Linked DNA regions of Homo sapiens: all the other regions are linked to region 3. A link is a contact called in ENCODE Hi-C or POLR2A ChIA-PET data. All regions are on one chromosome and are shown on one strand. The core of a region is the stretch at or near the end of the contact, and the rest is flanking DNA. Distances in the headings are between cores, read along the strand shown. Region 1 holds the start of GUCY1A1 (guanylate cyclase 1 soluble subunit alpha 1). Region 2 has its middle 83 kb from the start of GUCY1A1. Region 3 has its middle 38 kb from the start of GUCY1A1.

The links. Hi-C counts contacts between places; a loop is a spot of excess contacts on that map. ChIA-PET counts read pairs that join two places held with the same protein, here RNA polymerase II (POLR2A). Pooled maps may share reads with other maps.
Region 1: a loop to region 3 is called in a map of endothelial cell of umbilical vein, with 2.4 times the contacts of the local background. The contact joins the promoter of GUCY1A1 here to the enhancer-like site in region 3. A Hi-C loop is called at or near these places in 5 of 168 maps with a recorded cell type or tissue (PC-3, Right ventricle myocardium inferior, endothelial cell of umbilical vein and 1 more), 14 of 37 single-sample maps with no recorded cell type and 15 of 50 pooled maps. POLR2A ChIA-PET finds 5 or more read pairs at or near these places in 3 of 52 experiments (CD8-positive, alpha-beta memory T cell, GM12878 and endothelial cell of umbilical vein).
Region 2: a map of endothelial cell of umbilical vein shows a loop between it and region 3 (5-fold over the local background). The contact joins two enhancer-like sites. A Hi-C loop is called at or near these places in 2 of 168 maps with a recorded cell type or tissue (endothelial cell of umbilical vein and naive thymus-derived CD4-positive, alpha-beta T cell) and 7 of 50 pooled maps. POLR2A ChIA-PET finds 5 or more read pairs at or near these places in 1 of 52 experiments (endothelial cell of umbilical vein).

The regions. Positions count from the first base shown.
Region 1 is chr4:155,664,961-155,668,734 of GRCh38, forward strand. GUCY1A1 (guanylate cyclase 1 soluble subunit alpha 1) reads left to right here and starts at 1,888. Exons shown (of 10, transcript NM_001130682.3): 1 at 1,888-2,005; 2 at 2,386-2,459.
Region 2 is chr4:155,581,424-155,585,457 of GRCh38, forward strand. No RefSeq gene overlaps it. Among named protein-coding and RNA genes, the nearest start is that of GUCY1A1, 83 kb to the right of the region's middle. Within about 2 kb of position 1,633, at least 2 of the 41 ENCODE cell types and tissues checked have a DNase peak (open chromatin) inside an H3K27ac peak, as active enhancers do.
Region 3 is chr4:155,627,266-155,631,083 of GRCh38, forward strand. No RefSeq gene overlaps it. Among named protein-coding and RNA genes, the nearest start is that of GUCY1A1, 38 kb to the right of the region's middle. Within about 2 kb of position 2,011, at least 2 of the 41 ENCODE cell types and tissues checked have a DNase peak (open chromatin) inside an H3K27ac peak, as active enhancers do; they include endothelial cell of umbilical vein, where a contact is called at or near this core.

The sequences.
Region 1 (3,774 bases), core at 638-3,137, 38 kb after region 3:
AGTAGGTTTTAACCCATAAGTCAACTATAAGAAAGAAGATTGGACCTGGAAGATGATGAAATATTCAGGTATTCATTTATCCACTCAGCAGGCATTTTAGTGAATCCCGTTATGAACCATTTTCATTACTAGGAAATTAGGCTGTGAAGATTAGTATTTCCCTAACAACAAGGAACTCTTGTTACTTTTTTAGAGCATATCAAACATCCAGATTACAGAATGTCTTTTGCAGTCACCTTTTGGTGGTTCTAGCCACCCTTATGTTTAGATTGGTTGCTTCCTCTTCTTACCCATTGTCTGACAGTCAGAAAGGATAGAGGAGGAAGAAGACAAGACACTATCCAGTTGAGAGTCTACTCTTAGTAAAACTCGGTAGCTCCTGGCAGAATGTACTGGGGTCAAATGCAATACTAATCAAGGAGTTTGGTGTGCCATAAAACTTGAGAATGGTAAAAGTAGAAATTAATGGGTTAAACAAGTCATTTTCCAGAATGAAAGGAATATTGGTAATGGTATCAACAGACGAGGACAACAGCAACAACAAAGTCTTTATACAAGCCTGCAACACGTGACAACTGCGGATCAGGCATCTGAACCCGGCCTATCTTTCCACCGTATCTTCCTACACTTTTCTTTATGTACTTTTTATTTCTACCAGATGGTATTACTCCTTGTTTCTTGAATAACAGTGTCATGCCTTTCCAACCTCTGTATGTTTGCTCACAAGTTTCCCTCTGTCAGAGAAAAGCAAAAACAACAAAAAAGTCCTCTATTTTATCTTTTTCCAAACATAACCAATCCTTCAAGTCCTATCTCTAGTACTGTTCCTTTATGAACCCTGTCAGACAATATCTCATTTTCTTCTGAATGTTCATAGCATTTACTTAAAAATAGTATGACTTCCCTCTTCTTTTTACTAATGAATTACTGTGTATTTTTTAAGTTTCCTTCTACATCTGAAGTTCTAAATATTCTTAGTACAAATGTCCTACTGATCTAAGAGAGTATCATGGGTTAAATGTAGAGGAAGAGAAGTTTCTGAGATGGCAGGAAGGCAAAAGTTTCTGTGACTACCTGTGCTTATATTGCTGACTTTCTTAACTGTTCCTGACTTATTTAAATGTATTTTTTTCCTGATTCTGATTAATGTTCACTATGAGGCAAGCACAGTAGGCAAGACTGGGAGAAAGTTTGCAAATGTGATGAGCTTACAAATGGGACCAGATTAGATGGTGTACTTGGGGGAGATATAAAAGAGGAAGATAACCATGAATTGAACTGAATTGAAAATGGATCACATAAAGATCATGATTAATTGTTAATTCACAATGGAACAGCATGATGGGATTTTTTTAAGTCAGAAAGGTGACTAAAAGCATAATATCACAACACACACAACGGTAACAAATATAACTAAATGCACTGAACCAGGCAGAAGCCAGACCTTACTGAAAAGATGTAAAATCTCTGTAACCATAAAACTGCATCTGCAAATGAGTAGATTGGCTTCAAATCTGAAAACCAGGACAAGAGAGTCATCAGCGCAGATGTCAACTTCCCCAGCAGAAATGTTGGAGTTTTTAACTGTGGAAAACTACAGTTTTTCCACACCAGTGCATAGTGGAGAAGACATGTTTTTGTTTTTCTTTTTAAGTGTGCCAAATTTTCCTGGAGTCCCCTCCAATTTTTTTCTTTCTCTCTCTCTCTCTCTTTTTTTTTTTTTGTCCCCTGCCCCTAGGTCTCTGTCTCCACACAGTGATTTCTGTTATGGCGATTGGGCGGCTGCAGAGACCAGGACTCAGTTCCCCTGCCCTAGTCTGAGCCTAGTGGGTGGGACTCAGCTCAGAGTCAGTTTTCCAGAAGCAGGTTTCAGTGCAGAGTTTTCCTACACTTTTCCTGCGCTAGAGCAGCGAGCAGCCTGGAACAGACCCAGGCGGAGGACACCTGTGGGGGAGGGAGCGCCTGGAGGAGCTTAGAGACCCCAGCCGGGCGTGATCTCACCATGGTGCGTTTTGGCTGCTACTTTCTTTTTCAGTCTTTCGGTGCGGAGAAGGGGAGGAGGCGGGCAGAGGTCTGAAAAAATCGAATGCCTTATGGAAAGGAACTGCAAGGGTTCCTTTGGGGTGATCAAAGAGGGAGACACAGACACAGAGAGACAAAGGCAAGGAGGACTGTCTGGGAGCCACGCGGGCGATACAGTTTCCGAGGCACGCCGCGTCCCGCCTAGCCTGTTGAACAGGTAGACATGAGCGACCCAAGCGTAAGTGCCGCTGCCGCGAGTGCCCAGGGTGCACTCGCGCGGGGACCGACAGGTGCCACTGCAGGGTCCCCTCTCCCGCTCACTGCCTGCCACCCCTGACGCCTGCTCTCTTTCTCCATTCGCAGTGCGGATTTGCGAGGCGCGCCCTGGAGCTGCTAGAGATCCGGAAGCACAGCCCCGAGGTGTGCGAAGCCACCAAGTAAGTGGTCGCTGCATCCCCACGCGGGTCGGGGTTCTTCAGACAGGCGGTCCCTCTTCCGGGACCCCCGCTTGGGCTGGGTCTCCTTCCTCTCCTGAGAAACCTTCGGTACGCTCCCAGTTGCCCAGCCCTGGGAAGCCAGCATCGGGTTCCCACGCTGGGGAGGAGCGAGAGGAAAGGAGAGGACGCCCGAGGGGCCGGCCCAGGGCCCGGGGGACCCGCGGCGCCCGAGGGAGGAGCACAGACGGGGGTGGGCGCCGAGCAGCGCCGCGCCGGCTGCTGAGCTCGCGGGGCCGGGCCGTGAGAACGCGCGGGGCGCGCCGGGGCCGCTGGTCTCCCACGGCCAGGGCGCCTGGGCCCCAGAGCCCATCAGCCGCGTGCAGCGCTGCGGCCTCCGGCGCGCCGGCAGGCAAGCGAGCGGGCGCAGCTGGGGGATGCCTGGACCCCGGAGGCAGCAGGGCTGGAGGCGGTGGCGGGCTTCAGGGCAACTTCACCCGGCCGGCTGCGGCGTGGGTAAGAGGCGCGTCCTCCTCCACAGCAAAAGCTGCGATCGCTGGGCTGCCCAGAGAAGGCAGCCGGCTAACTGCCCAGCGGCTCCACGAGGTGTGCGCGTGTGTGCGAGAGAGACAAATGATTTACTGCTTAGCAGTCCCATTTCTGTTTTCGTTAGGACTGCGGCTCTTGGAGAAAGCGTGAGCAGGGGGCCACCGCGGTCTCCGCGCCTGTCTGCACCCTGTCGCCTGAGCTGCCTGACAGTGACAATGGTGTGAGGGGCTGCGTTGCAATGTGGTCATGTGATTTCAGGCTATGGATTTCGTGCGTCTTTCTCTGCTCACTGATTTTCACATGGTTATTCTTTCATTTTGCACTCGATAAACAGTTTACATCTTCTGAAGTAAGCCAGAAGATTGTATGGCTCACTTAACGATGACTGGTTGAAGGCATCTTGATTTGGAACCTATGGAAACAGTGCTGAGTTTTAAATAGGACAGATTTTTTTTTCTTTCATTTGAACTTCATTTATAACATATCAATAGTGATGTTTTAGGATCAGTTCTCCTATGGTAATTTCACTAAATGCCTATTTAATGAATTGATTTGATTTCATACATCTCTACCACTTACTAGAACTGTCTTTGTACAAACGTCAAACTTTCCTGTTACATATGGGTAAGCATAGAAGCACTTGATATAATTTTTTTTTATCTTGGTTCAGAGTGTAGAAGTGGTCTGTTGCTTTTCCTAAAATTGCTATACATATTTTTTCTTTAAGAGTGATCATTTCAGGTACCCTATTATGTACAGTGGTAAAAAG
Region 2 (4,034 bases), core at 383-2,882, 46 kb before region 3:
ATAAGTTCCACTATGGGTAAAATGTTATCTAGTAGCATCACATACTACAGAGAAATCTTTCATGAAACAAAGACTCAATCAATGAGGCAACTTCATTGTAGGTTTAAGAAATTGGCACATCCACCCCAGTCTTCAGCAACCACCACCCTGATCCATCAGCTGCCATCAACTTCAAAGCAAGACCTTTCACTAGGAAAAAGAAAACTCAGATGACTGTTAGCAGTTTTTAGCAATAAAGTATTTTTGGTTAAGATATGTCCATTTTTTTAAGATTTAATGCCATTGTGCACTGAATAGATTATAGTATAAATATAACTTATATGTGCACTGGCAAACAAAATTACTGCGATTTGCTTTATTGCAATATTAGCCTTATTGGAGTGGTCTAGAACTGAATCCACAATAGTACTGAAGTTGCCTGTAAGTATGCCATGAATTAATGAATGACCTAGACATTAATGAATAAAGCAACAATAAGAAATTCATTAAATTCACTCAAAAATCTTAAGTAACTATTGTTTAAAATATTGTCATGAAGGCAGGACAAAAGATACTATGAAAATGATAACTATTATTGTTATAAAATCTACAGGCCTCTTCCATGAACACATTATCCAGTCTCTCCCTCTTAATGCCCTAATTTTCTTTGTTAAAATATTTATTTTTCAATGTTATTTTAAACTTATTTATAATAAGCAAAATGTGAGAGTTTATCATTGTTTGTAGAAAGAAAGAAGTGCCTATAAACCATGCTTCTAACATTAACTCTTTGACCTTGTGAAAAGGGAATTCTCATGACTAATTAGTATGCACATCATCTGGAGGAGGCAAATAAAATTGTGCAGGCTGCTGTAGCAGATTGCTGTGCATAAAGGCCATTAGCTTCTAGGAAAGGATAGATTTTTCCAGTGTACCCAGGTAAAAAATATTTTTCAAACCTTGATAACTTCATCCTTTTATTCGACCTAGAGCCCATTTACCTCAAAAGTGTGTGAACCCCACCTCACAACCCCTCTCCGGAATTAATTGGGTATTCACAAGTGTTATTAAATTGATTGAATATATAGATCTTTTTCAAATGTCCTAGACAATTACATACTTTAATACCTTTGTTTTAATTTAAAATGAATTCTGTTTTTACTCATTTCCAGAGCAACCCAAGGTAACCAAAATAAATATAGGATAATAGTAATTGAATAAGAGAAAAATACATATCACTCCACTTATCTAGTGATAAACACCAGTATCACCATTGTGTAAATGTTTATAACTTCCTCCATTTTATCTGTTATGTTTGCATATTTTGCATTTCTTAATCAATTTTTAATTTTTAAAATTTTCATCTTTTTTTACTCTTATACAGATAAAATTATTTTATTTTTCATAACCATTTATGTTGACACATAACACACATACACGATACATATATTAGTTTATTTTATCAATCTTTATTTCTTGACATAGAACTTGTTTTCCACTTTTCATAATGTCACAAAATTCTCATCTAAATCCTGCACATATTTCTGACTAATCCCTCAGGATAAGAAACCAGAACTTAATAGCCAAGATTTTATACATTTTCAGGCATGTGATATCATTGCTAGGTTGTCCTCCAAAAGTGTTGTAATAGTATATGCTCCCCACCTACACTGTATGACATCATCACTTCCTGAAGCTAAACCAAGGAGATGTTATCATGTAACATGCAAAGGTTAACTGAGTTGGAATTATGTACTAATTATGATGAAAGATAATTTCTCAGAATTTCCTTAGAAAAATAGTCTTCTGTGCTTGGAAAAGGGGAAGACAGTGGCAGGAGTTTAACTTCTGACTTCGTTTGGAGGATGTTTGATTACAATGCTCTTGACTCAGAAACATAAATTGCCACAAAAGACCTTCTGTTGGCCATTAAACTGCAGAGCACAGGCAGGAAACTACGTAGCATGTCAGGCTTTTGTTTATTTAACACCGTCGGTGAGATGTACTTAGCAGTTATTATCTGCTCAGTGCTCTTCTAGGCATGAAAGCAAGGGGGAAAAATGTAGGTATGTTTCTTATTCTCAAGAATTTTATTAATTGAAGAGAAAAAATATATATGGCAGCCAAACAAGGAAATATTTGAAAAGTAACAATTGAGTTGCATGAATCAGTATAAGTTATAGTAGTCTGAGGAGAAGAGAAAACTTTGGCTTCCTTAATAAGCAATTTATGAGAAAAAATATGTAGTTTCAACACGAGATTGAAGAATGATGTAGAGGATTACAACAGGGAAAAAAGTAATACAATCTAAACAATCATAAAATGAAAGTGAGCATGGCACAACTAATTTTCACTAGATCCATTGGACAGGAATGGAAAGATTATATTGGCAAGTGTAGAAGATAATGTGGTAAGTTTTCTTAGGACAAGATAAAAACGTGCTGGATTCTAGGATAAGAAATAACTTATAAATTCAATTAAGTCAACTGAAAGTTTCTGTTTAGGGAAATAAAATGAAAAAGTCATGATTCATTTGTTCATGCAGGCATGCATAACTAATATATATTGAAAACTTGGCTGGGCTGAGGGCTCACGCTTGTAATCCCAGCACTTTGGGAGGCCAAGGCGGGGTGGATCACATGAGGTCAGAAGTTCGAGACCAGCCTGGCCAACATGGCAAAACATCGTCTCTACCAAAAATACAAAAATTAGCCGGGCGTGGTGGCATGGGTCTGTAGTCCCAGCTACCTCGGAGGCTGAGGCAGGAGAATCGCTTGAATCCGGGAGGCAGAGGTTGCAGTGAGCCGAGATCGCACCACTGCACTCCAGCTTAGGTAACAGAGGGAGACTCTGTCTCAAATAATGATAATGATAATGATAATGATAATGATAATGATAATGATAATGAAAATAAAAACCTACTATGAACTAACTAAACATTAGGACAAGAGAGTTATCTTCTTTTTTAAAGGTTTGTACTCAGAAAGCCCATGGTTTAGGCAAAATTATGCACTGAAATATTAACTTGTTGGTTTTTTGTGTATTTGTTTTTGCTGCTGAAAAATTAGAGATGAAAGCTCCTATGGGAAAGCTCCTTTTGCCTTGAAGCTCATTCTCTTAGTTCATTTGTGCTGCTAAACCAAAATACTTTGGATAATTTATAACAAAACAGAAATGAATCTTCTCACAGTTACAGAGACTGAGAAGTCCAAGAGGGAATTAGCAGATTCAGTGTCTGGCAAGGGCTCCTCTCCCTTACTGTATCCTCTCATGGTGGAAGGGGCTAAAAAGGGACAAGCACACTCCCTTTGACTACTTTTAGAAAGTACTCATCAATTCATGAGGGCAAAGCCCTCATTGTTAAATCACTTCCCCAAAAGCCCCACCTCTTCATACCATCACTTCAGGGTCTAAATTCCAACATATGAATTTTGGAGGAGCACATACATTGAGACCACAGCACTCACAATAGAAGAAAAAGTAATTTCTCCGTGGGGTAGGATTGGAGCCCCTTCTAGACTCTGTCTTTTGAAACCAGCCTGTCACATCCTCTACCCATTCATGTTCTGACCTTCTCTCAGGGGGCTCTGTCCCTTCTGAGGAGACCTGAAGTTGTCCAGTATGCTGGTTACTAAGTGGATGAATAGGTCTAATTGTCAAGATGTAAAGTATTTACTAGTGCATTTGGCCACACATCTAAAACCACCTCTCCAATCAGCTTTATCAGTAATACAGCTGGCCTAATGATCTCTCTCTTGGTAATCTCTGTCTACCTCTCAAATAATTCTGAAATAATGAGGAGAAGAAAGGAATTATTTGCCACTCTCACAAAAGAGCTAAATTTTATTGTGTAGATAACAGTTAAATGTACCTAAAAAACATTTTCTGTTTCTACCTACCTTTTATATTCTTAAAGCCTGAACTCTTGAGGATATTTTACAAGTAAGGACAAGAGAATCCACATGTACTTTGAATATGGGAAGGCTCAAACTTGGAGAGTAATGATGAGGTTCCTTATGTCTGGATGGAGACTAGGTCCATGGGACTTTTGGTAT
Region 3 (3,818 bases), core at 761-3,260:
AAAAGACATCCAAGTCTCAGTAGTTTAGAATTAGAAAGGTTTATTATGTATTCATTCTATGTCCGTAAGATCTAATGTAAAACTAAAATTTTCACAATTCTAGAATTACATTGCTCAACATCTTTGATGAAAACACACAAAATAAAGAAGAGATCATGCAAATAAGCCAGATTAAGGAAGATTGTTATTCCTCAAACCTCCTTGTAAAAACTTCTGTAGGTCTGCCTGACATTGGATGACCCTTACAATCTCACATTTGTAGCCATCATGTGCTGACCACATCTCTGCTCCATGTCTTCTTTCCAGGACATAGGCTGATGAATTATCCTCCATGTGGGACATTGCCTGTCTTGTGGCAGACTGAAGAAAGATCACACTGAATGGCTCTTAAAGCCATTATCCTTAACATGGCTTTTAAAGGTATCCTCCAAAAATGATAGATGTCACTTTTGTTTACATTTCCCTAGGCTAAACAAATCACCTGGCTATGTCTGCAGGACAAAGAGGTATAATATTCCAATGGGCAGAAAGGGACACCACACTGTGAAAAACTGGACATTATGGCAGACTAGTGTTACCATTTATGAATGGCATAAATAAAGGAAGAGTCCCAACGTGAAACTCAGTATAGCTTAAGACTTGATTTTTATATAGCTTGAGCTTAGACAGTGAGGCAGAAAGAGATATAGCATGAAGCTGGGTCAATAACCATGAGCCAGATGGGGCAAGCTCTACAGGCCACTTTATTTATTTATTTATTTATTTACTTACTTACTTACTTACTTAAGACAGGGTCTTGCTCTGTGACCCAGGCTGGAGGGCAGGGGCACAGTCATGGTTCACCACAGCCTCTATCTCCTGGGACCGAGCACTCCTCCTGCCTCAGCCTCTCACATAGCTGAGACTATAGGCCACATTAAAGAGTTAAAACATGATCCTAAATCCTTTGGGTAGCCATTGATGGCTGACTGTAATGTGGAAACTGAGTGAGAAACAGGACAGATTGCAAGAAGAGGGGCCAGTCAGAAAGTGTAGGCCTAAATCTAGGGGAAAAATCATGGAGGCCTGACCTAGATAAATGCAGTAAGAATGGCAAAGGCCCACAGGATTTAAGAAGTGTTAGAAAAACTGAATCATCAGCAGCTGGAGAGTGCGTGGCTATGAGGGATCACAGGGAGGAAGAAATGATACAGTTCAAGTTTTCGTTTGTTTAGTAAAGGATGACATGAATCCCCATACAGAAAACACAGAGGGGAAGCAGGTGAAGAGGGAAGACAGTAAATTCCTTTTGGAACAGTTTGACTCTGGCTCCTCTGGAAGGCATTCAAGTAGAGGTATCCAGTAGGTGGATACACATTTAGGTTGGAGGCTACAGAAGAAGGGAAATCTGAGCTGCAGATACAATGATGGGAGTCATCAAAGTACAGATGATGAGCAAAGCTGTGGAGGGACTGAAGTCATTCAGGGAGATGGCATGAAAGGAGAAAAGGAGAAATAATAAAAAGATTATGCAGCACAACACTAAAACTTTTTCTGCAGAGAGATTTTCTGGGGCCTTTATTAAAAGCTTGTATTCCAGCCAGGTGCGGTGGCTCACGCCTATAATCCCAGCACTTTGGGAGGCCGAGGAAAGCGAATCATGAGGTCAAGAGACCAAGACCATCCTGGCCAACATGGTGAAACCATGTCTCTACTAAAAATACAAAAACAAACAAACAAAAAATAGCCGGGCATGGTGGCGTGTGCCCGTAATCCCAGCTACTACAGAGGCTGACACAGGAGAATTGCTTGAACCCAGGAGGTGGAGGTTGCAGTGAGCTGAGATCTCACCACTGCACTCCAGCCTGGCAACAGAGTGAAAGTCCGTCTCAAAACAAAACAAAACAAAACAAAACAAAACGGCATGTATTCCTATACCTTTATTATTCTGTCGGTAGAGGAAGGGCATTTGTTCTTAAAGAAGAGTCAGAAGTCATACTCCTCAAGACCTCCCATAGCATTCCACATAAAGTGGTCTGGAAAACAATTCATCAGTGAGTCAGACAGTTTGGGTTTTAGCTCCCTACTTTGCCTCATAGCAACCATGTGTCCTTGGAAAACCCCTTAATCAGCCATGTCTTAATGCTGTCATTTGTACAACAAGGATGCTGGCACCTCCGCTCCATATTGAATCAGGTTGACAGGATTAACAAAGCTACATAATATAGGTGAAAAGCCCTTTGGAAGCTGAAAGTTCTTTTAAAATAATTATAGTTAATATCACAATGTTCACTCTAGAGCGGGAGTGGGTGGGGGGGAATTCCTAAATCTATTTTGAGATCTCATAAAATATGGAGAAAATAGAAAGTCCTTTGCCAAACCTCATAAAAGCAAAATTGACAACATTTCTGACATGACTCATTCTTCCTTTGAAAACTAACTATCAAATCAGATAAGGGTCAACTCATTTTAAATAGAAGCTTAAGGAACATAAAACTTTTTTTAAAGTATTTTCAAAATGAGACTGCTATTCTTTTTCACATTGTTCATTTGGGAGGTGTCTATTAGTTATACATAAGTTATCCTATACATAAAGCTCTAATCTCACCCTAGTCCTAATGTTTAAATTTTCCCTTCAGGCAGATACATTTGTATGGTGGCAAAAGTAGTCAAATTTTCCAATTATGTTTCTCAAACCTTCAGTGATCTTTCTTGTGGTGCTCTCAGTATTAACCAAAAGCTTTGAAAATCCTTACATTTATTTTTTAAATTCCAGAAGATTTATCTAGAGATGAGAGGCATTTGGAGTTAGAATGTTTATACTGTCAATGACTCAAGGAATGTATTTTCTATAACTTACATTTTCAAGCTGTAATTATAATTTTTTTCAACCATTTTTAGCTATTTGGATTACAGCCAGTCTTCACTGTCACTGTTTATGTGTTTGAGTTCTTGTAAACTCTGATTTAGAAACACTCTAGAATTCACTATCCAAGCAGTTTATAAGAAATTTGACTCTTGGTTCGTATGTATGTTAAGTGGTTTTTTATAAACTCTGCCAAGAGTAGGACTTATGCTTTCTGCTATCATCTCTCCACTTTATTTTTCTAACCGAAAAGTGTCCCAAACATGAAAACATTATGCAAGGCTCCATGTACCACAGAAAGTATTACCTATGTTTTTTTTTCTTGAGACAGGATTTTGCTGTCTTGCAATCATAGCTCACTGCAGCTTCGACTTCCTGGGTTCAAGAGATCCTCCCTGCTTTAGCCTCCTGAGTAGCTGGTACTACAAGTGTGTGCCATCACATCCAGCTAATTTTTGTAATTTTTGTGGAAACAGGGTCTCACTATGTTGCCCAGGCTGGGCTTGAACTCCTGGTCTCAAGTGATCTTCCCACCTGGGCCTCCCAAAGTGCTGGGATTACAGATATGAGCCACTGGGCCTGGTCATTAGCTATGATTTAAAGGGAGAAAAATAAAACCTTCACTGAACATTTAATTAAATTTCTTTTGGTTTTGTGTGATAGAATGTTAAATATATATATTCAGGGATATATAAATAATATAATTTGTTTTGACTTTTCAGTTAATTTCTAAGCTGTATTAGTCCTAAGGATAGTAAATATTAGGTACTTAGATGGGCCATCACTCACCACCCACATCCCAAACATCAGAAACCCATCATTACACATTTTCTCAATGAGGACTCAGAATCTTTCTGAACACAGCAGCCCAGGCAGCATCTTTTTTTTTTTTTTCCCCCCCTCAGACAGTGTCTCGCTGTCGCCCAGGTTGGAGTGCAGTGGCGCGATCTCGGTCCACTGCAAGCTTCGCCTC